Regions from separate parts of the Homo sapiens genome. Here regions 1, 2, 4 and 5 are each linked to region 3. The links are chromatin loops, found by intact Hi-C in ENCODE. Cell type or tissue: endothelial cell of umbilical vein. All regions are shown on one strand. Region 1 holds the start of LOC105379198. Region 2 overlaps LMNB1 (lamin B1). Region 3 has its middle 12 kb from the start of MARCHF3. Region 4 holds the start of LOC105379162 (a long non-coding RNA gene). Region 5 has its middle 25 kb from the start of SPMIP10.

Region 1 (5,000 bases), 190 kb after region 3:
TGGTTTTTCTCACTCAGCATAATGTTGTCAAGGTTCATCCATGTTGTAGCATGTAGCTCCTTTCCTTTTTGTGACTGGATAATATTTCATTGTATGTATATACCACATTTTGTTTATCCGTTCTTCACCTATGGTTTATTCAATGATTTTCTCCTGCACATTTTTTTTTCAGCTTTCTTCTGACAGTTCTGTTAGGCGGGTGTAGGACTTCTATTGATTCTCTGATTGTAACTTTTGTTTCATACTTTCTATTTCTTTTTACTCATCATTTTGGTAGATTTCCTTGATTTCATTTTTCAGTGTTTGTGTTACAGGTAAAATTTTTTAGCAGCCATATTTTTATGAGACTGAAGCGCTACCGACTGAGCTAACGAGGCACTTTAGCCATATTTTTAATTTCCAGTAACCCTTTCTTGTTTTCTGGTTGTTCCTTTTTTATAAGAAGCCTCTTTTGGGCTTGATGCAGTGGCTCATGCCTGTAATCCTAGTGCTTCAGGAGGCTGGGGTGGGAGCATGGTTTGAGGCCTGGAGTTTAAGACTAGCCTGGGCAACAAAGCAAGGTACCCATCTCTACCAGTACTTAAAAAAAAAAATTAGACAAGCATGGTGGCACGTGCCTGTAGTCTCAGCTACTCCATAGTAGGCTGAGGTAGGAGGATCCCTTGAACCCAGGAATTTGAGGCTGCAGTGAGTTATGGTCATGCCACTGCACTGGTCACAGTAGTGTCATGACTTTATTTCTGCCTTATTTCTTTACCATAAATGTCATGTGGCTTCGCAAGGGGGAAGTGAACTTGTGTGCCTGGCATGCCATCCTGAAGTGTAAGTCTTCAAGGATCCAATGCATAAGAATCTATGGTACATCCAAGAGGTCGGCAAATAGTCAAATTATCAATTTTATTTATCTTTTCTTTTCTTTTTTTTTTTTTTTTGAGACGGAGTCTTGCAGTGTTGCCCAGGCTGGAGTGCAGTGGCATGATCTCGGCTCACTGCAAACTCCACCTCCTGGGTTCACGCCATTCTCCTGCCTTAGCCTCCCCAATAGCTGGGACTACAGGCGCCCACCACCACGCCCGGCTAATTTTTCGTACTTTTAGTAGAGACGGGGTTTCACCGTGTTAGCAAGGATGGTCTCGATCTCCTGACCTTGTAATCCACCCGCCTTGTCCCAAAGTGCTGGGACTACAGGCGTGAGCTACCGCGCCCGGCCTGGTCCTCTCCTCTTTCTTCTTGCCAAGAACTTCACAAAAGTATATTTCTCTCGGATGGCCTTCCTTCTGGTCACAGTAGTGTCATGGCTTTATTTCTGCCTTATTTCTTTACCGTAAATGTCATGTGGCTTTGCAAGGGGGAAGTGAACTTGTGTGCCCAGCATGCCATCCTGAAGCGTTAAGTCTTCAAGGATCCAATGCATAAGAATCTATGGTACATCCAAGAGGTCGGCAAATAGTCAAATTATCTGGATGTATCTGGATGTCTTCTTAAGTGAAATAATTATTCAGAAAAAAGAACAAGTTCCATGACTCACACTCACATCACCATGTACTTTGGCTCTCTTCATTCAAGTTTTTTTTTTTTCAGTAAAATAAAGTCCTAATTAAAAGAAAAAATGAACAGATTCTCACAGGTAGTTTCAGGAAGTATCCCAAAGACACTTAGGTATTGACATCTTCGAGAAGTTTAGCTTAGTTTTTTAGCCATTCTGTAAATATGGCCTGATAGTAGGTTACCTCCCCAGCTTACATATTTGTGACATGGATGGAAGCTACAATTTAATTTTTAGCTGCGTGGAACCTGAATCAGGGCAGCTTGACCTGGGTCATAAAGAAATTCAAAAGGGACTCAAGACGTTATATTAAAACCTACTAAAGTGGATATAAAAATATAAAACACATGCCTCACCTCAACTCCCACTAATTTTTTGAAAGAAATTCTTTAGAAAAGGAAAATTCATTTAAAAACAAAACTAAAACACCCATTTATCTTTCCAAGGCATAAATGACCACTATCTTTCACTTTGGGGCTTTTCTTTCTCTCTCTTAAAAATTCAAGGGGAGTTGGAGAGGCTATAAAAGTCTGTCTTTGGGTTGGAAAAAAAGGGAAGCTTTCTGTAGGCAAAAATCTCCAGCGGGTGGGCTGCAGTCTCCTCCCCGTGAGATCTTGCAGGTATAATATTCTGGCAAAAACGACTTTTCATTCCGTGAGAGGGACGGAAGACAGTGAGGACATCACAGCTTTCAAACCTCTTGTTGTCCACCGTCCTGGAGTGGGAAGGTGGTGAAGCTCTTACATTCGCTTGCCTTTTGTTTCTTCTGGGTCTTCGCTGTGATCTCTTTCCCTGTCCCCCGCCGGCCGCACCTGGACACAGTAAAGGGCCACAGTGAGGGCTCTCAAGCTTTGGAGCCGCTGAGTCATCTGATCTTCATCGCGCTAAGCTCCTGACAGATGTTACACAGGTCAGGGATGTTTGGGCAAACCTCTCACCGTGGCGTTGGAGTGCAGTCCAGCTCTGTCACTAATGCTTAACCTTCCTATGGGCTCAGTTTTCTCACTTGTAAAAAGGGGTCCCTAATACTTGCGCACCTTACAGGAAGTAACATAAGCCAGGGTATTTGTGAGTGCGTTTTGGAAAGCATAAAGCCCTCTTGCAAATGTGAGATGTTATTATTGCTTCCCTTACCCTGGCTCTAGTTCCAGCCCGGGGCCTGCCCACAGAAACCAGCTGTTCCTGTTTCCTCTGTGTCCCGCGGTAGCACCGAGGAGGCTGGTGCACTGGGCTCCGTGGTTCCCGCCCGGGCCCGCCGCAGCCGGCTCTGAGGAAGCGGCTCTGAGGAAGCAGCGCACCGCCAGCCTCGTCCTCGCGCCGGCGACCCTGGGGCGGGTCACCTCGCCGGGTCGAGGCCTCCCGGGCAGGCCTGGCGGAGGGAGGAGCGAGGCCTGCCTGCGGGAGACCCGGGGAGGCGCGTCATGTGCAAAAGGGTGAGGCTGCCAGGAGCTCACGCGCCGAGGAGTGAAAGAACGGGGTGCGGAGGCTGCTCGAGGGGAGGCGAGGCGGCGGGGAGGCGAGCGCGAGCGACCAGGAAGCAGGAAACCCGGGCAAGCTACCTATGCCCTTTACGGCACCTGTTTATTTTCAAGTGGCTTCCTCCCTCACCTCCTCCGGGCGTGTGTATCAGCCGGCATGGCGTCTCTGCCCCATGCCCTGGGCCGCCAGGGGCCCGCAGGCTACGCGGGAGGTGGAGCGAGGGGAGCGAGCAGCGCACCCCCCTCTGGGGGCCGAAGCAGGGACGCCCAGGGCGCAGGCTTTCGGGCTGGACCTCGAGAAACGTGTGCAAAGTATGTGTTTTTGCTTGACACTTGGAGAATTCTGTTTTTTTGGCTTTATTCCTGAAAGCAAAAATGGGCAATTGAGATAAATGAAAAAGAGAGGCATCAATAAGAAAAACGAAAGAGTTCATCAGTGAATTTTTATGGCATCTAAAATTTTAGTTTTTGGTAATTTAGTTTTAGGCAGCAGATGAGACTGTAATATCCCTTGTAGTTTGTCCATGTCGTTCCCCAAGTGTGAAGTACTATGGCCATCGGCAGCAAAAAAGCGTATTGGTGGGATTTCAGGGGATGAGAGCTCTCTCATCAGCAGCCATTCCATCCCATTTTCTTCTCAGGACTGGTTTTTGCTGTTCACTTTTTCCCCTTCCTAGCCCCATTGATCAGGGAAAGGGGTGGAGCTGGAAGGCAGGGAAAAGTATGCGTCAAAATTAAGCTCCGATATTAAAACCCTGGTGTTGAAACCCCGGTGTCCCCAGGCTTGAAGCTAACTGCATGGCGCTCACCCTTTAAATGGTCTACATCCAAGCGGGAAGGCAGAGAGGTCCAGGACTAAGCGACCACCCCAGGGAGGGAAGGACACAAGTGAAATCTGCTCTGGGAGTCCCAGATCTTAGTTCATCCTTGGAGAAAAGTCCTAGAGCCAAGAGACTTAGAAAGTGAGATGAATGAAAGAAAGAAAATAAACAATTGTTGGGTCTGTCAGGAAAGGAGAATGTGGGACTGACCAAGAACGGTTATATTCCAGGCTCCTTACATATATTATGTATCCCTCCCAGCAGCACAGTGAGGCAGGCCTGTTTTGTGATTCCATTTTGCAGATGGGGAGACTGAGGCACGTGGAATCTGTTTGCCAATACCACGTAGGTTTGTGGATCTTTGATTTGAATGTCAGCCTCTGTCATTTTAAATCTTGTGTTATTTTCTTAATGGGAAGCAAGAAAAACATATTTGTGTCCTAATAACCCAATAGAACTGTGGTATTTTAGTGCCACTTATTCAGTCCCTTTCAACGCCTTTATTTCAAAGTTGAAGAGGCAAAATTGCCCAGAGTTGGGCAAGGCAGGCTTGGAATGCTGTCCTGTGTCAGTGAAGGGCACCCACCATCCACCCAAGCCTTTTAGCCCAAATCTGGACACTATCTTGGTGACTCCCCACTACCTCTTACACGGGATCCATTTGTAAGTCCTATAAGCTTCAGCTCTAAAGAACTGAATCCTCCCCCTTCTCTCTCCTGAGTTTATGCAGTAGTCTCCTAATTGATATTTCTAATTCCACTCTTCACCCTGTAGTCATCGTGATGTTTACAAAAATGAAATGGTTTCATTCCTCTGCTTAAAGCACATCAAATAAATCTCATACTCTTAGATTAAAATCGAAACTCCTCAGCATGGCTGCTAGATCCTCCATGAGCTCATCCTTTTCTGCTGATCTTGCTAGGGTCCCTCTCTTCTTCCTGCTCCCTGCTGTTGCCACATGGCCTCCTTCCTGTGTCTTGGGCATATTAGGGATGTGATGCCGGAAACACTCTTTCTTGGAATCTGGTTAGCACCTTCCCATCCATCAGGTCTCTGCTTAAATGGCAGAAAAGCCTTCCCTGACAGCTGCACTCCAAGTGACCCTGTAAAATTACTCTATCACATCAACCCCTTTATTTTCTTCATAGTGTTTAT
Region 2 (5,000 bases), 230 kb before region 3:
ATGTGCCTGTAATCCCAGTTACTAGGGAGGCTGATGCAGGAGAATTGCTTGAACCCGGGAGGCGGAGGTTGTAGTGAGCTGAGATCATACCATTGCACAACAGCCTGGGCGACAGAGTGATACTCTATCTCAGAAAAGAAAAGAAAAGAAAAGAAAATAGTTTCATTTCACATAAATCTTTACATGAATTTATCACAACTGTTAAGTTTAACTTTCCATGTGCTGTTTTTTCAGAGATGTTCTTAAGATTATCAATGAAACAATTCAGAAAAATAATTTTTGCTTAGTGTTTAGTATAGTATACTGTGTATAAATCCTTGATTGCAGATAGTTTTAGTAGGCCATCCAGGCCTTTCCTTGGCTTCAGAAAAATAAATAGCTATGCTCCTGAAAAGGAATAGAAAGTTCCTAAGGCTTGAGATGCTACCACTTCTGTCATTAGTTCCATTTCAAAAACCTCAACTGAAAACTAAGAGGCAAAAAAGTGTTTATTCACATGACCGCCTGAGGACAAACAGGAGGAAGTTCGTGTGTAAAACTTCAGATGGCTGTGATGTCACTCAGATGTGTACCAATGCAGCCATGGTAAGTAGCTTGGCTTTATGCTTTTTGTTTTTTCCCCAGGAGATTAACGAGACCAGAAGGAAGCATGAAACGCGCTTGGTAGAGGTGGATTCTGGGCGTCAAATTGAGTATGAGTACAAGCTGGCGCAAGCCCTTCATGAGATGAGAGAGCAACATGATGCCCAAGTGAGGCTGTATAAGGAGGAGCTGGAGCAGACTTACCATGCCAAAGTGAGCTCTCTTCAGAAGATTCTTTTGAACACTTAAAATCATTACTTCACAATTCCCATGATGAACATGGCTTTATGTTTATTTTGTTCTAGTTTTTAAAAATGATTCCCCTAGTCTCCATGAAATATATAGAAAATTGATTTTTTCAAAAAAGTGCAGTTTTCTATAAACTAAATGTTATTAAAAATTACTAGAAGAATGTAGGGTTGTTGCAATTTTATTAGAGGTTAGGTTTTGTCTTTTTGTCCCATTGATCATTCGTACTATGCCATAGTAGTTGAACCCAAACCATGTGAAATAACTTTCTTCCAATAACAAGTACTGATCATGCTGTCCTACATAAACATCCATTTAGTAATGAATGAATGTCAGACTGCATTAGATCTCACTTTCATGTCATCATTGTGCATAGATTGTGACTACCACACTTCCGGCTTTTTTGCATAAGGGCCAAATGGAAAGTCTCTGCTATTTCTTCTTCTGTCACTATTATTCACTTAAAAAAATATTGTAGAAACTTCCCACTTATATTAGCTGACCTTACAAGAATTCATAAAAATCACCAACTAGTACAGGCTTTCCCTGGTAAATGATTTTGCCTTGTGTTTTAAATGTTACATGATTTGATTAAAAAGACTTTTTTGTGGTTGACTTAGAATATTAGAGTCACAGAGTTATTGAAAATTTTCATTGCATGGCTTTAAACTGTTCATGTTGCTTTTTATCTATTGTATGAAGTAGCAGTTAGTGAAAGTGAAAGATCTTATTATAAGCAGTAACTTCAGTTGTATAACATTTATCTAATATCACACATTGAGCTATACAGTGAAGGAGCTAAAGTAAGGATCCGTCACAGACTGTGGCCTCACAGGGAGCCAGGGAGGAGACACAGGAGCATGTCCCTGAGACACACATACACAATAGTGTTATGGGATTTGTATTTTACTCAAGGAGTTTTTTTTGCTTCTGAAAGGAAGTGTTTCTATCTGGTTTGAACGAATCTATAAACTAGTATTTTCTGCTTGTTGGTTTACATTCTGTATTGGATTTGGTGGGTTAGGGATATGTGATGTTTCTTTTCTTACAGACACCACCACAGTCAAGTTGCTATTGCCCAGTCTTCTTATTATCAGTGTTATCTTAGACATTAAAGGTTTAATAGATGAAATATTGAAGTAATAAGCTTTGGGTAAAGGCCTAGGTATATTAGCATTCTTAAAGCTCATTATTTAGGAAGTGACTCTAAAAGTCACACAGAATTACCATCATTCACACCATATCAGCAAACTTCATGATGCTTTTCCTGTGTTTCATCTACCAGTTACCAGCAGGACTTAGGTTTGAAATGCCTTGAGGTGAATCATGCTTCCTTTTTTGTTTCAGTTCTAGATAAGACTGACTATGCTTTGCTTCTTCTTTTAGCTTGAGAATGCCAGACTGTCATCAGAGATGAATACTTCTACTGTCAACAGTGCCAGGGAAGAACTGATGGAAAGCCGCATGAGAATTGAGAGCCTTTCATCCCAGCTTTCTAATCTACAGAAAGAGGTAAATAATCATCTTTCTGTAAGAAGTTAGACTTGAAGGCTACCTTCACCACGGGCACCTACCTGCTTTGCTTGGGCTGATGTCACTCCTCCCTCTGTTTGTTACAGAGGATGGTGTCATCCTGTGCTTTCGTCTTCACAGTACTTTTCTAGATTCGTTCATTTTGCATTGCATAAACATCCTGTGAGCAGATACTATTGTTCCTAATTAGTAGATTACACAGAGCTAAGGGACTTGCCCTTGAGGAAGGAGCCTGCTAGTTTATTCACTGTACTTACCCTAGGACCCGGATCTTCCGACCTGTCTAACAGCTTCATCTCTACAGAGTTATTCTCAACACCTTCCTTTTTTATATCATTTGAAAACCAAAATGAAGAAAAACATGCAAAAATTCTTTGTGGGTGGTGAATGCTTTGTGTTTCTAGACAAATTCTTTAGTGCTTAAAGTATATAACAATTAGGATCCAGGAAAGTAGCTTTAATTTGCATATTCCGATAAGAATTTAGTGACTCATTCATTCGTTGGTACGCCTAAGTGACAAATGGCATTATTGCCGGCTGTGTTGACTGGCTGCCTATCAGGGTGTGATGGTGTGCTTCAGGTGCTGCTTAAGCAGGCATGGACACTACTTCAGATCAGTTTTAGCCTAGGGTGATGTCAGTGTGGACACAAAGTACATATACTCCATATACTGCATTCAGAATGATTCAGCAATTAACTCGTCACCTTAATTATTTTGGAAATAACTTCCGCTTCTATTTTCCTCAAGGGAGGAAATCTTGTTTTGAATTTTCCACATGAGAATAAACTTTATTTTACTTTTTTTTTTTTTTTTTTTTTTTTCTTTTTGAGATGGAGTCTCACTCTGTCGCCCAGGCTGGAGTGCAGTGGTACGATCTCGGCTCACTGTGAGCTCCGCCTCCCGGGTTCACGCCATTCTCCTGCCTCAGCCTCCCAAGTAGCTGGGACTACAAGTGCGTGCCACCACGCCCGGCTAATTTTTGTATTTTTAGTAGAGACGGGGTTTCACCGTGTTAGCCAGGATGGTCTCGATCTCCTGACCTCATGATCCACCCGCCTCGGCTTCCCAGAGTGCTGGGATTACAGGCGTGAGCCACCGTGCCCAGCCTATTTTACTCTTGATTGGGCTTTTCTTCCTTCCTTTTTCTTTTTACCATTTTTAGTAAAATATTTTTCTAATTATAAAACTGATGACCTCTGTTGCAGGAACTTAGAAATAAAGCAGAAAATGAGTCCCATAAAATGGGGTGATATAAAATAATTTAGTTAACACAGGGGCTTTTACACTGTCTATCATGTGCTTTGTTACTTACGGCACAAATTTTTAAATTATTTTAAACCTATTTTGTGCTGATAGTGTTTTGAAGATTTTCATTTAATAGCAGAGCTGGAAGCACCTCTGAGTTCATTCCATGTAACCACAGATCTAGGTGAGTTTAATGATTTGCCCGTTGCCCAGAGGCTGCAGACTGATAAATGGGTTTCTCTACTCCTTCCCAGTTTTTCCTTTTATAACTCATTTTCTTCAAAGAAGATTTACTTTTAGAAATTTAACAGATAATCTTTTTTTCCATTGCACCATCTGTCTTAGTCCTTTTGGGCTGCTATAACAAACTACTATTGACTTGGTAGCTTATAAACAACAGATATGTCAGAAATTATTTCTCACAGTTTTGGAGGCTGGGAAGTCCAAGATCAAGGCACTGGCAGATTGGATATCTGCCTGGTGAGGGCTGTTCCCCGATTTATAGATGGTGCCTTCTTGCTGTGTCCTCACATGGTTAAAGGGTGAATGAGCACCCTTGGCCCTATATTATAAGGGCATGAATCCCATTCACTAGGGCTTTCCTCTCATGATCTAATTACCACTCAAAGGCCCTACCTCTTAATATCATCACCTTGAGGGTTAGGATTTAAACATGAAATTTGTGGGAACACAAACACACAGACTGTATCACTGTCTTTGTTTTTCTTGTTGTTTTTTTTTCTTCTGAGACAGAATTTCGTTCTTGTTGCCCAGGCTGTAGTGCAATGGCGCAATCTCGGCTCACTGCAACCTCCGCCTCCCAGGTTTAAGCAATTCCCCTGCCTTAGCTTCCCTAGTAGCTGGGATTACCGGCATGCACCACCACACCCTGCTAATTTTGTATTTTTGGTAGAGACAGGGTTTCTCCATGTTGGTCAGGCCGGTCTTGAACTCCTGACCTTAGGTGATCCGCCCGCCTCAGCCTCCCAAAGTGTTGGGATTATAGGCGTGAGCCACTGCACCTGGCCTATATCAACTGTCTTAACAGGTACTTTTCCAAAAATGGGCCTCTCTGTTCTTGTACTGAGTTGGCATTTACTACTCTTTTCCATTTACTAATAGTAAGTTGTCTACTAGTTACTGTCTATCCCTCAATTTTATTTTTTCCTACTGTATTATTATTTTTTTGGCTGCTGCCTAATCCATTTGATTTACTTAGTACAGATCTTCTCTTGAGGTTGATCTTCACTGTGCTTTGGATGAGGAGACTGTTATTAATAAGTAGTAGTGGGCTCTGAAACTTAGTAGCTATGTGTTCTAACCTAGGTTCAAGGCTGTTTCCCTGTTAATTGAATTCCCATTTTTGCAAGTTGGTTTTTTTTTTTTTTT
Region 3 (5,000 bases):
GATGGTGTGGATGAAAGGAGGGAAGGTATGCTCAAAGAGACACTCAAAGTGAGGGTGCTTTCATGCAAGGGCAAGTTATCTGGAATAGACAAGAGTTTAAGATGCATGAAGGATACAGTAGATGGAGGCTAGATGCAGGGCTTTTACTGTCATGCTAAGTTCTGTGGTTTGGTTTTCATTTTTGTAGGCAATGGAAAGCCACGATAGGTCTGTGAGTGGATGATCAGACCTGTGATTTGGAAGGATAATTAGAAGTGGTGATGAGGTAGATAGAAGATGGCATAGGAGAGCAGTGAGTAAGGGAGGCCATTTAGGAGGCAAAGGCATTGCAATGTGTAGGTGAGAGATGAAGAAGCCTTCGACTACTGCAAAAGCCGTGAGGACTGAAACAAGGAGACAGATTTTTTTTTTTTAGTAGAGTCAGGGCACTATGTTGCCCAGGGTGGTCTTGAACTCCTGGGCTCAAGCAATCCTCCCACCTCAATCCTCCCACCTCAAAGCAATCCTCCCGCCTCCCAAAGTGTTAGGATTACAGGTGTGAGCCACTGCGCCCGACCAAGGAGGCAGATTTAAGAAATGGTTAAGAAGTAGAATCATTAAACTCACGTACCCCCTGATGGCCCTGGGGGAGTAGGTGGAAAAGCATACAAATTGGACAGCACACTATCTGAAACCACGTAAGGGCATGGGTCCTTTTTTGACAAATTATTTTGAATGAAAAAACTTTTGTTGAAATAATGTCCAGCAAGCAAATTGTAGCTCTTTACATCTGTTAACAAGGGTTTGATTACAGACATTCTTCAATTTTTTAACAAAGGAATGTATATTGTGAATCAAAGGTGGATTGAAGACAGAAATGCAATCCAATCATTCTGTGAGCACTTTCCAATCAGACCTCCCCTTGTTGAAGATGAAGCAGTCGTCATTTATGGACTATTCCGAATGACTAAGTATTTACCTCTTGCTCAGATAGCTTCCCTAGAAACACTTCCTTTGGTGTGAGCAACTTGGATTTACTGCCAGGGCAACACCTCCCATCCAACGCCCACACTGCCTCTTGGCTGGGTCCTCACCAGCAGGTGTTCATAAGCAGTATTTTGTTTTGCTTCTATTAAGAGTGTAGGCTTTGAAAAGCATCGTCTGAACGTATCACCCATTATACTTTCACTTACAAGTGTTCTTATGGGGAGATCTGAAACCTTGGCGTCTCAAGGATCAGGAAGACAAAGACTGCCTTTTCTCATGCAAGGCCACACCTATGTTTTCCATTAGAAGGAGGGGCAGGCAAATCCTGGGCAAGGTCAAAATATAAAGTCTCTCCCAGTGCATGGCGGTGCACTCCCTGGGGATCTGTTAAAACCTCTTTTGTGTGTTTTGGAAGGTGTTACGGTGAAACTGCCTGCTGCTAGCTGAGTTTGAGAACAGTGACCCTGACAAGTGCCTTACAGGAGTTTATCAAGTGGAGAACACCATTTAGAACACCACTCACTGAGATGCAGCTCTTATCTGTGCCTGTCAGTGAACAATGTTCAATCGCAGATCACAGTTGTTAGCAGAGCTAATTACAGCAGTCTCAGGTGAGAAGAATCCCAGCAACTGCCTCTAAGGGACTTCCATCACAGGGGCTTCGCAGGTAAGCAACGAAAATAGCCCCTTGGGGGATCTATAAACAACAGTTCTCTGCAACTCTGAACATGGACTCATCCACAGTTGGTGAGAGATCATGTTCAAAAGAGAACCACCAAAGGGAGAAGGAGGAAAGGGATGCTTAAAGCCAGGAAGGGAAATGTTCTGGATTAAATAAGAGCAGAACTGGGTATTTATTATTCCTTGGGCTGTCTGACTCACTGCATAACCTTATAAAGTCATTTCCTCTTTCTGGGACTCACTGTTCTCATCTCAAAAATAAGGATAGTAATACCTGCCCTATTTATATCACGGGATTGCTGACAGAATAAAATAAAATAAAATATGTATTTTTAAAAATAAAAGCTGGGGAAAACTAGAAAATACAGCTTTAGGTAGAGTAACTGATTCCCTTTGTCTTATTTCACATTTTACTTATAAATGATGGAAGGGAACAACAACAAATATTGGTGCTATTACAGAATCCTAGATTTCAGTTTCTCATGCCTCCAGTTTTTTGTGGTTTGCACATCTTCAGATTTGCCTCTCCCTCCCCAATTTGTTCTCAGCATCAGTTCTGGGGTAAACTCAGGCTCCAGTTTGAGGAGGAGAGGAAGATCCCAAGAATCTGAAGAGGCCAAGCCCCTGTATTTTTTTAGTCTCTTGTCTTTGTGTCTCCTGCTGCAGCCCACGTCTTGAGGGCCTCCTCCCAAGTCCTGAAGGTGAATCCTGCCTGTGGGATACCTGGTTTGCTGGGGACGTTGGCCCTGAATGAGAATTTCTAATGTCAAATTGGGACTTAAGAAGATATCTCTAGAACAGAACCAAAAAGAATCTGTAACAACGTGCCCTAAACATGTCTTAGGCTGGGTCTGTAACTACATTCTTGTTCCTGCTGAAAATCGCAGCATCCTTCTAACCAAGCAAGGCACGTCCACTTATCTGATGGTGCTGTCAGTGACAGAAAGGGATCATATTATGGATTTGGCAGGGAGGAAAAATATTTATTTCCAAATTTTGAAGATTTATCTTTTCCAGATATGCAAAACCAGTCAGAATATTAAAAAAAAAAATCAATGAAAAGTGATCATGTTTTGTGAGCAGAAGGAATCATTCTTGAATTCAAAATAATAATGAAGACTTATAAGGATCTCAAATCCATGATAAAACAAATGATTTGACAATAGCAAGTGAGTAGGACTACCAAACCCTTAACTGCCCCCTTATGGTGAAGCGATGTCTCCATTTAATGAATGTGTTCCATTAAATGTTTAAATTTCCCCTTTTCTTTTCTCCTCTCCGCTGTTTAGTTTTTTTTCAATGTTCAGCATAACTAAAAAGTCTTAAGTAGGGAATTGCACATAATTATAGGCTCCACACCAATGACAAAGTCATGCCTCTTCTTAAGTATTCATAATCATTTTTGTACTCTTCTTTCCTCCTCTGGACAATTTAGTTAGAATGACAGCAGTGTCCTTTATTTCTCTTGAAGGCATCTGCTGGTCTCACTTTGTGTACAGGTCATAAAACATCAAGAAACACAGTAATGTATTTTTCATGTAGTCACATATACATAAATTTTTAAAAAACACTGCTTTAAATGAATAGAACAAAAGTGGGAGGGAGTAACTAAATTTTATCTATTAAAGTTATTTGGTGAGGTAAGAATGTTTAAAAGACTATCTTTCCAACTCAAAGGCTGTGACCACCCTGAACATGCTGGCTTGTCCTGCCAGCTGACAAGTTGTTTTGTGCTGTTAGGTGTCAACTCAGTGACATCCTTTGCTCTCTCAACCTTTCCTTTATTACTGGCTTAGTGAAATCTGACATTGATAAGAACCCTAACTTGAGAATGCTTCACAGAGCAGGATCATTGCCAAATTCAGGAGTCTTGCTAGTTTGCAAGATGAGAGAATCCATGCAGAACAAAAGGCTGATACTAAAAGTCAGCAATCACAATGGGAATCAATCCCACAATCTGATTTCTAAATATCTTAATCTCCTCTGACCTTAAAAGAGTGAAATTGGCCTAATTTTGAGAATATCTTTACAAGAAAACACAGGGTAAGGTGGAGTGAAATCCTAAAACATAGCTCTTCTGGCAGTTCTTTCCCAACTTCTGACATCTCTTTTTTACCCAGATTATGCATCAATGCCCATTTTCTCTTTGTAGCATTAAATTCATAACAAAGAACATACAGCAAATGCCTCATTTACCTGGTCCAGGATTAAGTCTTTCTGAATATAGGACTTTCTCAGGTGACAGTTAACCTAGTCTCATGATGCAAATGTACATTTTAACTCATTTTTAAGGGAAGCGTTTTCTAAAATTTATTTCCCTCTCTGTTGCCTTAGTGGCCAGGCCACGGGTTGACCTTGTTGTGAGGACTCAGGACCACCACTGAGGTCTTCTGTGCAATGCAATGCTGCAACAAAGCCATCAGGGTTTCTGAGGAGAGCTGGGTCACAGGGTATTCTAAGTAGCACAATGAGGCCATGGGCTCAATTTGCCTTTAACTTGTATCATCTAAACTTTTTGGTGTTCTCAAATCATTAACAAAAGTTCCAATTAATATTTGGCCTACAGTATTTCTAAGGATAGAAAGTTTTCCATCAGGAATTCCGTTCAAATATACCATTTCAGCATAAAGAAGGGATGCCCATGACTCTCAATATAGGCCTATGGTTGGATTCTTCTTATTACTACTAGTCTATTAGCTGGCACTCCTATGTGCTGCTTCTCCTCTTTTGTATGACATTAATATTAATATTAATATTTCCCCTTTCCCTGAAGCTTTATGTCCTTGTAGACTTTAGAATTCAGAGGTTTAGCTTTGGTAGTCATCTTTGAACCTGAGAGAGGAGGTAAAATGCAAAATGTCAGTGCCTAAGCTGAAGACCGATCGAATGAGGCCATTCTCTCTTGATTATGTCTCCATGCTCAACATGAATTTCTGTGTCAATAGAGAGGTACCAAATCTGTTCCAGGTGCAGGATTTTGGGTCACAGCATCAAAGTATCCTGTCTCTATGGTGAACAAGAGTCATGGGTCTGGTGCGCATATCTGTGGACTATAATGGGTTACTATGGTTTACTCTCCAGTGTCAGGGTCACTTTTGAGGCCTCTGAACTCTCCTCCCCACAATTCAGCCAAAAGCCAGGTAGAATGTTATGGCTACCTCATTCTATGCTTTTTTTTTTTTTTTTTTCCTTTTTCTGGAGAACGGGGTCTTGCTATATTGCCCAGGCAGGTCTCGAACTCCTGGGCTCAAGCTATACTCCCACCTCTTGCCTCCCTGAGAGCTGGCATTACAGGCATGAGCCACCGTGCCCGGCCGGCTACCTCATTCTAGTACTGCCCCAACACTGCCTGC
Region 4 (5,000 bases), 370 kb before region 3:
ACTGGGCTGGGTTTTTATAGTTGATGAAAAAGAAAAAAGAGCCTAAATGCTAACTGATTTGGGAGAGGTCGGTTAAAGAAAAAGGAGCATTAACCGTGACTATGCCTTTAGCTCCAGCCACCTTTCTAAGAGGAAACTGTTGGGCAGGTGGGGGAGGGCTAGTCCCAGAACGAAGCTGTAAACCAGACCAGGTGTGAGGAGGGGAGGTGATAGAATGATTATAGGGTGGGGGAGGGGAGGCTGAGGAAGAATTGGGACCTGGCTACACCTGGCGCGGAGCAGCCTGGGGAGGAGGGGAGAGGTCAGATGAGTCCGTAGGAAAGGAGGATTCAAAGGACTCAGAGCTTGGAGTGGAGACTGAAGGAACAGACAGGAGAGAAAGAGGAAAGATTTGGGAAGAGTCGCATTGGGAGCAGAGATTAGGAAGGGACCGATGTGTAAAAGAATGCCTGGACGTCAGGCACCTCAGACCATTTGCCCATTTTTCGACAAAAATTATCTAGATCTTGTATAAGGATCTTGTATAGGATAGACAAATCGAAAGTGCCATTCTCTGGCCACTTGGAACTACTGTCGAGTTTGTATTGGGGCCAAGCAGTATTGTAGAAGAAAATAAGACATTTAAGTTTAAGTTCTTGAGAGAAGAAGGGGGAATGGAGGGCAGAAGTTTAGTGAAAAGACCGCTTACCCGATTTGAAATTGGTGAGATGTTCCTTGGGCTGGCTGGTCTGAGGACCCAAGGTCGTAGGTGGATCTCCTCATGGAGTGAGGGCGAGGACAGGGGGCTGGTCTCCCAAAGGAGTCCTCCTGTCCCAGGTTTTCAGCACCAAATGTCACGCACATCCACATGAAGATACCGCCAAACAGGCTTTGTGTGAGCAATAAAGCTTTTTAATCACCTGGGTGCAGGCGGGCTGAGCCGGAAAAGAAAGTCAGCCCAGTTTTTTCTTTTTTCCTTTTTTTTTTTTGAGGTAGAGTCTCACTCTGTCACCCAGGCTGGAGTGCAGTGGTGCAGTCGCAGCTCACTGCAACCTCTGTCTCCCGGATTCAAGCAATCCTTGTGCCTCAGCCTCTGGAGTAGCTGGGATTCCATGTGTGCACCACCACGCCTGGCTAATTTTTGTATTTTTAGTAGAGACGGGGTTTCACCATGTTGGCCAGGCTGGTCTCAAACTCCTGGCCTCAGGTGATCCGCCTACCTCGGCCTCCCAAAGTGCTGGGATTACAGGGGTGAGCCACCTTGCCCAGCCACATTGTTCAGCTTTTAAATTGAATGTCATCTCCTAGGGGAGGTAGAGCAGATGCTGCTGGGTGCCCTGCCCATACCCCCTCACCAGGCTGTGCATTCACCCTCCAGCTGCTACAGGCCTTGGCTGCTAATGGCTCAGGCCATTGTCCTTTCACAGAGGATTGTTGTTGGCTGAGAGGAGCCTCCTCCCCTAGAAGTGGGTCCTGAAGATGATGGCTGAGAGGTTATGTCCTCCTCCTGGAGGAGCCAGGGCCAAAGACTCACTGATGAAGAGATATAGCAGCCTTCTGGTCTCGGGGTGGGACAACTTCTGTGGTACAATTAACAGCTGAGAGCTTGCCGTGGGGATGAGGTGGAGGCTAAATTTCCTTTATTATTATTATTATTGTTTTTTTTTTTTTTTTGAGGCAGAGTCTCACCACTCTGTTGCCCAGGTTGGAGTGCAGTGGTATGATATTAGCTCAGTGCAACCTCCGCCTGCCTCCCGGGTTCAAGCGATTCTCCTGCCTCAGCCTCCCAAATAGCTGAGATTACAGGCACACACTACCGTGCCCGGCTAATTTTTTTATTTGTAGTACAGACGGGGTTTCACCATGCTGTCCAGGCTGGTCTTGGACTCCTAATCTCAAGTGATCCACCCGCTTCGGCCTTCCAAAGTGCTGGAATTACAGACGTGAGCCACTGCGCCCGGCCAGGAGGCTAAACTTCTGAAGTCATTTTGCCTAACTTTTTCCCTGGTGTCTTCTACTTTTCTTACTCCCAGCTTCCTTCTTAAAATCACCGAAGGAAGAATTCCTGCCTCAGTTTCTGCCCACCGGGGAACATAATCTAAAGGTAGTGACAGAAGTTGGCCTAGGAAAGTGACTAGATCTAGATTTGGACATTGGATCACTCGTCCACTAGATGGCAGTGAGAACCCCATCATCGGTGGTGGGAATTACTGTGATGATGCAATTGCTAAAATGTTCACCTGTAGTTTACTGGGGACGAAGTGTAGTTAGAAGTTGTGTTAACTTGTGGAATGGCTCTGGCATTTGAGTGTATGGAGAAAGCAGGGGAAACCTGGGCATGCAGGGCCACTGTACTATTTTTTCAACTTCTTGTGTGTCTGTAATTCTTTCAAAATAAAAACTTTAAAAACTGAAGATAGGCTGGGCGAGATGGTTCACACCTGTAATCCCAGCCTTCTGTGAGGCCAAGGCAGGAGGATTGCTTGAGCCCAGGAGTTTGAGGCTAGTCTGGGCAACATGGTAAAACCTCATCTCTACAAAGAAATACAAAAATTAGCTGGGTATGGTGGTGCATGCCTATAGTCCCAGCTACTCAGGAGGCTGAGGTGGGAGGATCGCTTGAGCCAGGGAGGTCAAAGCTGCAGTGAGCCATGATTGTGCCCCTGCACTCCTGCCTGGGTGACAGGGTGAGACCCTGTCTCAAAACAAAACAAAACAAACCACTGAAGTAAATAAATAGCAATATCATGAAAACAATATTGTATCCTAGGTGGACTAGTAAACATTAGTACCATCCTCAAGGATTAAAAGATGCAGAAACAATGATTCTCACATATCCCTATTTAATTCAATAACTTGGTTTCTGCAAAAATCAAATGAATTGTGCCAGATGACATGGACTACCAGAAACTCAACAAATAGTATCCCCATTTAAAGCTCTTGGACTGGAAGTATTATTTTTACTAGAACAGATTAACATAGATTTTGATATGTGGTGTGTAGCTATTGGACTGGCAACTATATAAATATAAATTAATGCAATTGAATATATTCATGACTTTGTGTCAGGACTATGTTAACGCTCCTATTCTCCATCACAATGCAGTCCAAAGGGACCCAGATCATGTGGCCATTCCACAGAATTTCACATTCAGCAGTTATGTTGATATGATAAGTGAACATAAGAAGTACCCTGGGTTGCTGATAAGACACATGCACTTCAGAAGGTAGAAGATAAGCCCTTAAAGGAGTCTGCCACATGCATTGGTGAAGTTTACAGGGGTCCAGTGCTCTGAGGCATGCCGGCACATGTCCTCTATGGTAAAGAACAAGCTATTGTACCTTCCAACTCCTACCACTAAGAAAAAAGCACAGAGCATGGTAGGCCACTATGCATATTGGAGTTATGTATCACACTTGGAGAACACTGCTTTGATTCATTTATTAGATGATGATGAAGGTTACCAGTTTATTTATTTATTTTTATTTTTATTTTGAGACAAAGTCTCGCTCTTGTTGCCTAGGCTGGAGTGCAATGATGTAATCTCGACTCACTGCAACCTCCACCTCCTGGGTTCAAGCAATTCTCCTGCCTCAGCCTCCCGAGTAGCTGGGATTACAGGTGCCCACCACCACACCTACCTAATTTTTGTATTTTTAGTAGAGACGGGGTTTTACCATGTTGGCCAGTTCATCTCAAACTCCTAACCTCAGGTGATCTGGTTGCCTCAGCCTCCCAAAGTGCTGGGATTACAGGAGTAAGCCACCGCCTCCAGCCTTAAAGTTACCAGTTTAAGTGAAACCCAGGGCAGAAAAAGGCTCTATAGTAGATCCAGTTTGCACTGCAAGGAACATTACCACTTGGGCCATATGACCAAGGAGATTCTAAGGTACTAGATGTATCTGTGGTAGATAAAGATGCAGTGTAAAAGCTCAAATATGAGAATCTCAGGGCAGATGAGAAGGGTTCTGGGGCAAGGCCAAGCCACTGGCAACAAAACTATATACCATTCGAAACACAGCTTCTGGGCCAGGCGCGGTGGCTCATGCCTGTAATCCCAGCACTTTGAGAGGCCAAGGCAGGCAGATCACTTGAGGTCAGGAGTTTGAGACCAGACTCGCCAGTGTGGCAAAACCCCATCTCCACTAAAGATACAAAAATTAGTTGGGCGTAGTGGTGTACACCTGTAACCCTACCTACTCTGGAGGCTGAGGTGGGAGAATCACTTGAACCTGGGAGACGGATCTTGCAGTGAGCCAAGATTGTGCCACTGCACTCCAGCCTGTATGACACAGCGAGGCTCCATCTGAAACAAACAAACAAACAACAACAAAAAAGCAACAACAACAACAAAAACCAGCTCTGGCGTGGTGGCTCACACCTGTAATCCCAACAGTTTGGGAGGCCAAGGTGAGTGGATCACTTGAGCTCAGGAGTTCAAGACCAGCCTAGCCAACATAGTAAATCCCATCTATACTAAAAATTCAAAAAATTAGCCAGGTGTGGTGGCATGGGCCTATAGTCTCAGCTACTTGGGAGGCTGAGGCATGAGAACTGCTTGAGCCTCGGGAGGCAGAGGTTGCATTGAGCCAAGATCAGGCCACTGCACTCCTGCTCAGGCAACAGAGGGAGACCCTGTCTCAAAAACAAACAAACAAAAAACCCAGCTTCTCACACACTATTGGGACCTGGAAGAGACTGATTATGAGACATCCAATGATCATGAAATTAGAGTGAGCTGCCTATTATGATCTACCAAGTCATAAACTCGCAGATGTCAGTGCATTCCATCATAAGGTGGAAACAGTACATCTGAAACTGGGATCAGGTAGGTCCGGAAGGCACAAATAATCTGTACAAACTGATGTCAGTAGTCCAGGCTGACATATCACCCACTATTCTTACACAAACATTTTTCCTTCAGCTCATACCTATAGTTTCATGAGGCTTCACTAGGACCACCCAATAGAGAAAGAAAAATCCTGGCCTTGGTATGTTGCTATAGGCAGAAAAGAGACTG
Region 5 (5,000 bases), 390 kb before region 3:
CATCCCAGCACCTTGGGAGGCCGAGGCGGCAGATCACTTGAGGCTGGGAGTTTGAGACCAGCCTTGCCAATATGGCAAAATCCCATCTCTATAAAAAACATGAAAATTAGTTAAGTGTAGTGGCACATGCCTGTAATCCCAGCTACTCTGGAGGCTGAGGCAGGAGAATTGCTTGAACTGGGAAGGCAGAGGTTGCAGTGAGCTGAAATCTTGCCACTGCACTCCAGCCAGGGTGACAGAGCAAGACTCTGTCTCAAAAAACAAAACAAACAAAGCAAAATACCTAAGTACAGGGTGATTAATCAGTGATACTTTCAGAGAAAGACCTTGATCAACAGAGGAAAATGTGAAAGTTGTCAGAATGAAAATAAAATCACTACTGTTAAAAAAAAAACACACACAAAACCCTAACAAATAGAACCAGAAAGGCTACGAAGAGAGAGTTCTCACACTTGTATGCCTGAAAACAAAAACATCACAAAAGGCTCTGCAAAAACCACAGCCTCACACAAAAGCTACCAAAACCTTAAACAAAAAATACTTCTGTAAGGACATCTGCCCTGCAACTGCCTGTCCACCTTTGGACTGGTATCACCTTTGTTATTGATCTTCGTAGCCAAAGATAATTATTATAAAACAATTATATAATCCTCCTTATTTCCTTTAAAAATCCTTTGTCTTCTTTTACCTCCCTGAATACACATATAGTTAATGATTGCAAAGCTTTATTCCCAAATATCATTTTCTCTTAGAGACCCTCTCTCTGTTACTTAGGTTGACCATGCTAATCCATTCACCATTCTGTGAGATCTGACTCGAAGACTATCTCATTATCCTAAAATATCCATTTTTCTGCTTTTCTGCTTAATTTTCCCTAAGTTTCTGTGACCCCTCCAAGTTATTTCCCAATGAGCAATTCTATCATTCCTCATTTAATTTCACTCTCTTAAATGTAAACTCTAATTAATTTATACCTTTGGCCTACTCCTTTCAGAGCCCTCTTCTTCCACAATTTGTTAGTTTGAGATTGTAAACTTCCGCACAAGAGAGCAGAATATTATGCTGGGTGGGTTAGTCCCAGTGATTGCAAAAAATGCCAGTGAGTATAATTTTCATATGCTGAGAATACTGGTGATTACATTTCACAGTTACTCATTAGCTTCTTGTCAGGCTGAGCATCACCAAGAGCAGGTCTGTAGGTGAATCCCATATAGGGGAGTATGGGAGAGGAGGTGAGCAGTGGCTGGAATCTAGCCAGCACCCCACTCACCAAGCTGTGTGAATCTCAGGGCATTCAGTGAGGCCCTGGCAAATGGGGATCAATATAAAAATACTCAGTAAGACGTCTTCTCTGACTTTAACGTGATTTACTGATAGAAGCCTGCCTTTCAGAAAACATCTTTTTCTTCTTTTTAGAATGTGGGAAGATGTGTGTGATAGAATACTAAATAAGTTGAGATTTACCTAGTTTTGTGGACAAAAATAACGCATATGACCAGAAAACAAAGTCAGTGCATCCAATTGTTTCCAGTATTATTTCTGCATGGAGGAGTTATGGATGATTCTTATTTATATCCTTATACCTTTAAAAATTATCAACAGCATGGCTGGGCTGGGCGATAGCTCACACCTGTAATTCCAACACTTTGGGAGGCTGAAGCAAGGGGATTGCTTGAGCCCAGGAGTTCGAGATTAACCTGGGTAACATAACAAAACTCCGTCTCTACCAAAAATACAAAAATTAGTTGGGCGTGGTGGTGCACTCCTGTTGTCCCAGCTACTCCAGAGGCTGTGGTGGGAGGACCACTTGAGCCTGAGAGGTCGAGGCTACAGTGAGCCGTACTGCACCACTGCACTCCAGCCTGGGTGACAGAGTAAGTCCTTGTCTCAAAACAAAAAAAAAAAAAAAAAAAAAGGAAGAAAGAAAATAAAAATTATCTACAGCAGATGTATTTTATCAGAAAAGACGGAACAATTTTTGCTTTGTATACACTGCTCCTCGTGTGGAATGCACTCTCCCTCTGTTCTGTCTGTTAGAGTTTCAAATCCAAGATAAATGTCAAGTCTTCTGTGAAACCTGTTTCCTAGTCTATTTTCTCCTTAACTTGACTTTTCCACCCTGATTTTTCCAAGTTCATTATTTGCCTAATACTTCCGCTTCCTGACCAGAAGAGGTCGGTGTTGCGTCGCTTAAGAAAAAGCAAAGCCTTTCTGATAAATTGTTTTGGGGTTTTTGTTTGTTTTGTTTTGCTCTTTTTTACTAAGGGAAAACTTTTTCTTTAGAAATATGATATTATATTTCCTAGAGATATTATGATATTATAGAAGTTAGACATAAACATCTATCAGTGCCTCTGTAACTAACAAGTTTTCAAGTGGAGTATTATCAACAAATGGAAACTTATAGCCTTTGGATTATTCTCATTAGTACCTAGCACTTTACTAAGCCACAGAGAATTTTATCTGATATGTAAAACTTTGAAAGTAGAAAAAGAGAAAACAAGAGAGAATACATTTAAACAGGAAAACCAAACTTTTCCAGGGACAAACTAAAAACCATTAGTACAGTACTTCAAAGCATCAACTTGGGAGTTAGACCAACTAGGATTTGAGGTTTTTTTGTGTTTTTTGTTTTTGTTTATTTGTTTGTTTTTGAGACGGTGTCTTGCTCTGTCAGCCAGCCTGGATCTCAGCAGTGGTGCGATCTCAGCTCACTGCAACCTCTGCCTCCCGGGTTCAAGTGATTCTCCTGCCTCAGCCTCCCAAGTAGCTGGGTTTACAGGTGTGCACCACGATGCCCGGCTAATTTATTTTGTATTTTCAGTAGAGACAGGGTTTCACCATGTTGACCAGGCTGGTCTCAAACTCCTGGCCTCAGGTGATCTGCCTGCCTTGGCCTCCCAAAGTGTTAGGATTACAGGCGTGAGCCACCGTGACCGGCCGGTATTTGAGTTTTGACTCCATCACTTACTGTGCAACTTTAAGCATGCTCCATACACCACAGGCCTCATCCTCAGCTTCTCATCTTGAAAGTGGGGATACTGATAGCTAATTCACAATATTGTTTTTATTTTGTGGTGGTAATGATGGGTTTTTTGTTTTGTTTTGTTTGTTTATTTGAGACAGGGTCTCACTCTGTCCCCCAGGCTGGAGTGCAGTGGTGCGATCTGAGCTCACTGCAACCTCCAAGCCGTGACTACAGGCGCACGCCACCACACCTAGCATAGCTGTCCGCTCTTTAATTTTCACTGTGGGAACTACTCTCCTGGCACCAAGTGTCTTACAATAACCTCTTAGTTCATCCCCTGCCTCCTCTCTCACCTTTCCCATAAATAAATTGGGACAATTCAGTTAATTCTGTATGCTGCTACTAGAATGATGTAGTCACCTGTGGTCCCTTCATCTTTCTGTTAAAAAGCCATTCATAGGCAGGGTGCGGTGGCTCATGCCCATAATCCCAGCACTTTGGGAGGCCGAGGAGAGTGGATCACTTGAGGTCAGGAGTTTGAGACCAGCCTGGCCAACATGGCAAAACCCCTTCTCTATTAAAAATTAAAAAAATTAGCCGGGCGTGGTGGCGCGGGCCTGTGGTCCCAGCTACTCAGGAGGCTGAGGCATGAGAATTGCTTGAACTCGAGAGATGGAGGTTGCTGTGAGCTGAGATCGCCACTGCACTCCAGCTTGGGTGACAGAACAAGACTGTCTAAAAAAAAAAAGCCATTCATGAAATGTTCTGTGGATGGATGGTGACGGTGATTCCACAACAATGTCAATGTACTTAGTGCCACTGAACTTACACTCAAAAATGGTTAAAATAATAAATATTATGTTATGCATATTTTATTACCAAAAAAATTAATGATTCAAACATCCACAACATAATGTTCTATAGGGACCATCACCATCCAACTCCAGTCAATCTTCATTAGTACAGCTGCATCTTACTGTATGATGGTCATACCACCCCCAGCGCCCCCACATACGCTTGCACTCACACTCCTTTCTCGGCAACAACTTCCTTCAAAGTCCTCATACCTAGCCTGTGCTTTTTCTTGGATTTAGCTCTTTTGTTTTTCAAACTTGCTGGATATAACCATATGCTGACCTTCCAGCCATTCAAAGCCCAGTTCAGCTGCATTTCGTCCATGAAGTCTTCCCTCTCATATCTGTCGTGTTGGAAATAATCTCTTTTGCTGGGCTTCAGTGTTTTCTATCACTATTCTGCCTGTATAAATCTTCTTAAGGACTGAGACCGTGCCTTAATCCTCTTGGTATTTCCCCTCACTTTTACCACAGTGCTTCGCACGGAGCTACTTGGGAGGCTGAGGTAGGAAGACAGCTTGAGCCAAGGAGTTGGAGGCTGCAGTGAGCCATAAATGCACCACTGCACTCCAGCCTGGGTGACAGAGTGAGACACTGTCCCCCCAAACTCCTCCCAAAAAACAGATGAATCTTCATTGTAAATGATTTGTAACAATGAACTCTGGACTTCTTAGCTATTTTTACTAGCTTAGCCATTTTACTTGGCCATTTTTACTAGGAGAAAAGTTTAACTCTTTTTTTCCTTTTTTGTTTTTTTTTTTTACCTTTTTTTCTTTTTTTTAAACTTTTTTTCTTTTTTCTTATTTTCGGAGAAAAGTCTCTTAAAAAACAAGAAAACAAAAACACAAAGAAAGAGTTTTGAACCTACTTGAGGACTGAGCTCCTGGTCTAATATAAATATACATTTTCTATTTCAAAAAATAGCATTCTTAGGCCAGGCGCGGTGACTCATGCTTGTAATCCCAGAACTTTGGGAGGCTGAGGTGGGTGGATCTCCTGAGGTCAGGAGTTTGAGACCAGCCTGGCCAACATGGTGAAACCCCATCTCTACTAAAAATACAAAAATTAGCCAAGCGTGGTGGCATGGGCCTGGAATCCCAGCTACTTGGGAGACTGAGGCAGGAGAATCCCTTGAACCTGGGAGGCGGAGGTTGCAGTGAGCTGAGATCGCACCGTTG

What was found. A loop is a pair of places that touch in the nucleus more often than their neighbours do. Peaks named below come from ENCODE experiments on the same cell type or tissue, not always from the same donor. Only the 100,000 strongest peaks of a DNase experiment are listed, where the experiment ranks them.
Region 1: a loop joins it to region 3, with 7 times the contacts of the local background. A loop is called at or near these places in 8 of 110 quality-filtered maps.
Region 2: a loop joins it to region 3, with 4 times the contacts of the local background. A loop is called at or near these places in 2 of 110 quality-filtered maps.
Region 4: it touches region 3 in a loop (8-fold over the local background); 9 of 110 quality-filtered maps call a loop at or near these places.
Region 5: a loop joins it to region 3, with 4 times the contacts of the local background. A loop is called at or near these places in 7 of 110 quality-filtered maps.

The regions. Positions count from the first base shown.
Region 1 is chr5:127,226,561-127,231,560 of GRCh38, forward strand. LOC105379198 reads right to left here and starts at 3,824. Exons shown (of 5, transcript XM_041680488.2): 1 at 3,820-3,824; 2 at 3,155-3,387; 3 at 2,681-3,101; 4 at 2,291-2,358. The coding sequence starts at 3,824. It also overlaps a transcript of MEGF10 not described here. RefSeq lists silencers at 2,712-3,131, 3,282-3,341. In endothelial cell of umbilical vein, no CTCF peak of the experiment used is centred here; DNase peaks (open chromatin) are centred at 2,951 and 3,131; H3K4me3 peaks cover 788 bases.
Region 2 is chr5:126,809,556-126,814,555 of GRCh38, forward strand. It overlaps LMNB1 (lamin B1), which reads left to right. Exons shown (of 11, transcript NM_005573.4): 4 at 625-795; 5 at 2,218-2,343. Among named protein-coding and RNA genes, the nearest start is that of LMNB1, 35 kb to the left of the region's middle. In endothelial cell of umbilical vein, no CTCF peak of the experiment used is centred here; a DNase peak (open chromatin) is centred at 2,116; H3K27ac peaks cover 3,092 bases.
Region 3 is chr5:127,039,953-127,044,952 of GRCh38, forward strand. It overlaps a transcript of C5orf63 not described here. Among named protein-coding and RNA genes, the nearest start is that of MARCHF3, 12 kb to the left of the region's middle. RefSeq lists an enhancer at 829-1,672. In endothelial cell of umbilical vein, a CTCF peak has its summit at 2,840 (motif pointing left); DNase peaks (open chromatin) are centred at 1,029, 1,829 and 2,809; H3K27ac peaks cover 2,373 bases.
Region 4 is chr5:126,674,130-126,679,129 of GRCh38, forward strand. It overlaps LOC105379162 (a long non-coding RNA gene), which reads right to left and starts at 847. Exons shown (of 3, transcript XR_001742530.1): 1 at 689-847. RefSeq lists an enhancer at 990-1,584. In endothelial cell of umbilical vein, a CTCF peak has its summit at 2,152 (motif pointing right); a DNase peak (open chromatin) is centred at 2,172.
Region 5 is chr5:126,654,425-126,659,424 of GRCh38, forward strand. No RefSeq gene overlaps it. Among named protein-coding and RNA genes, the nearest start is that of SPMIP10, 25 kb to the left of the region's middle. In endothelial cell of umbilical vein, a CTCF peak has its summit at 2,166 (motif pointing right); a DNase peak (open chromatin) is centred at 2,177.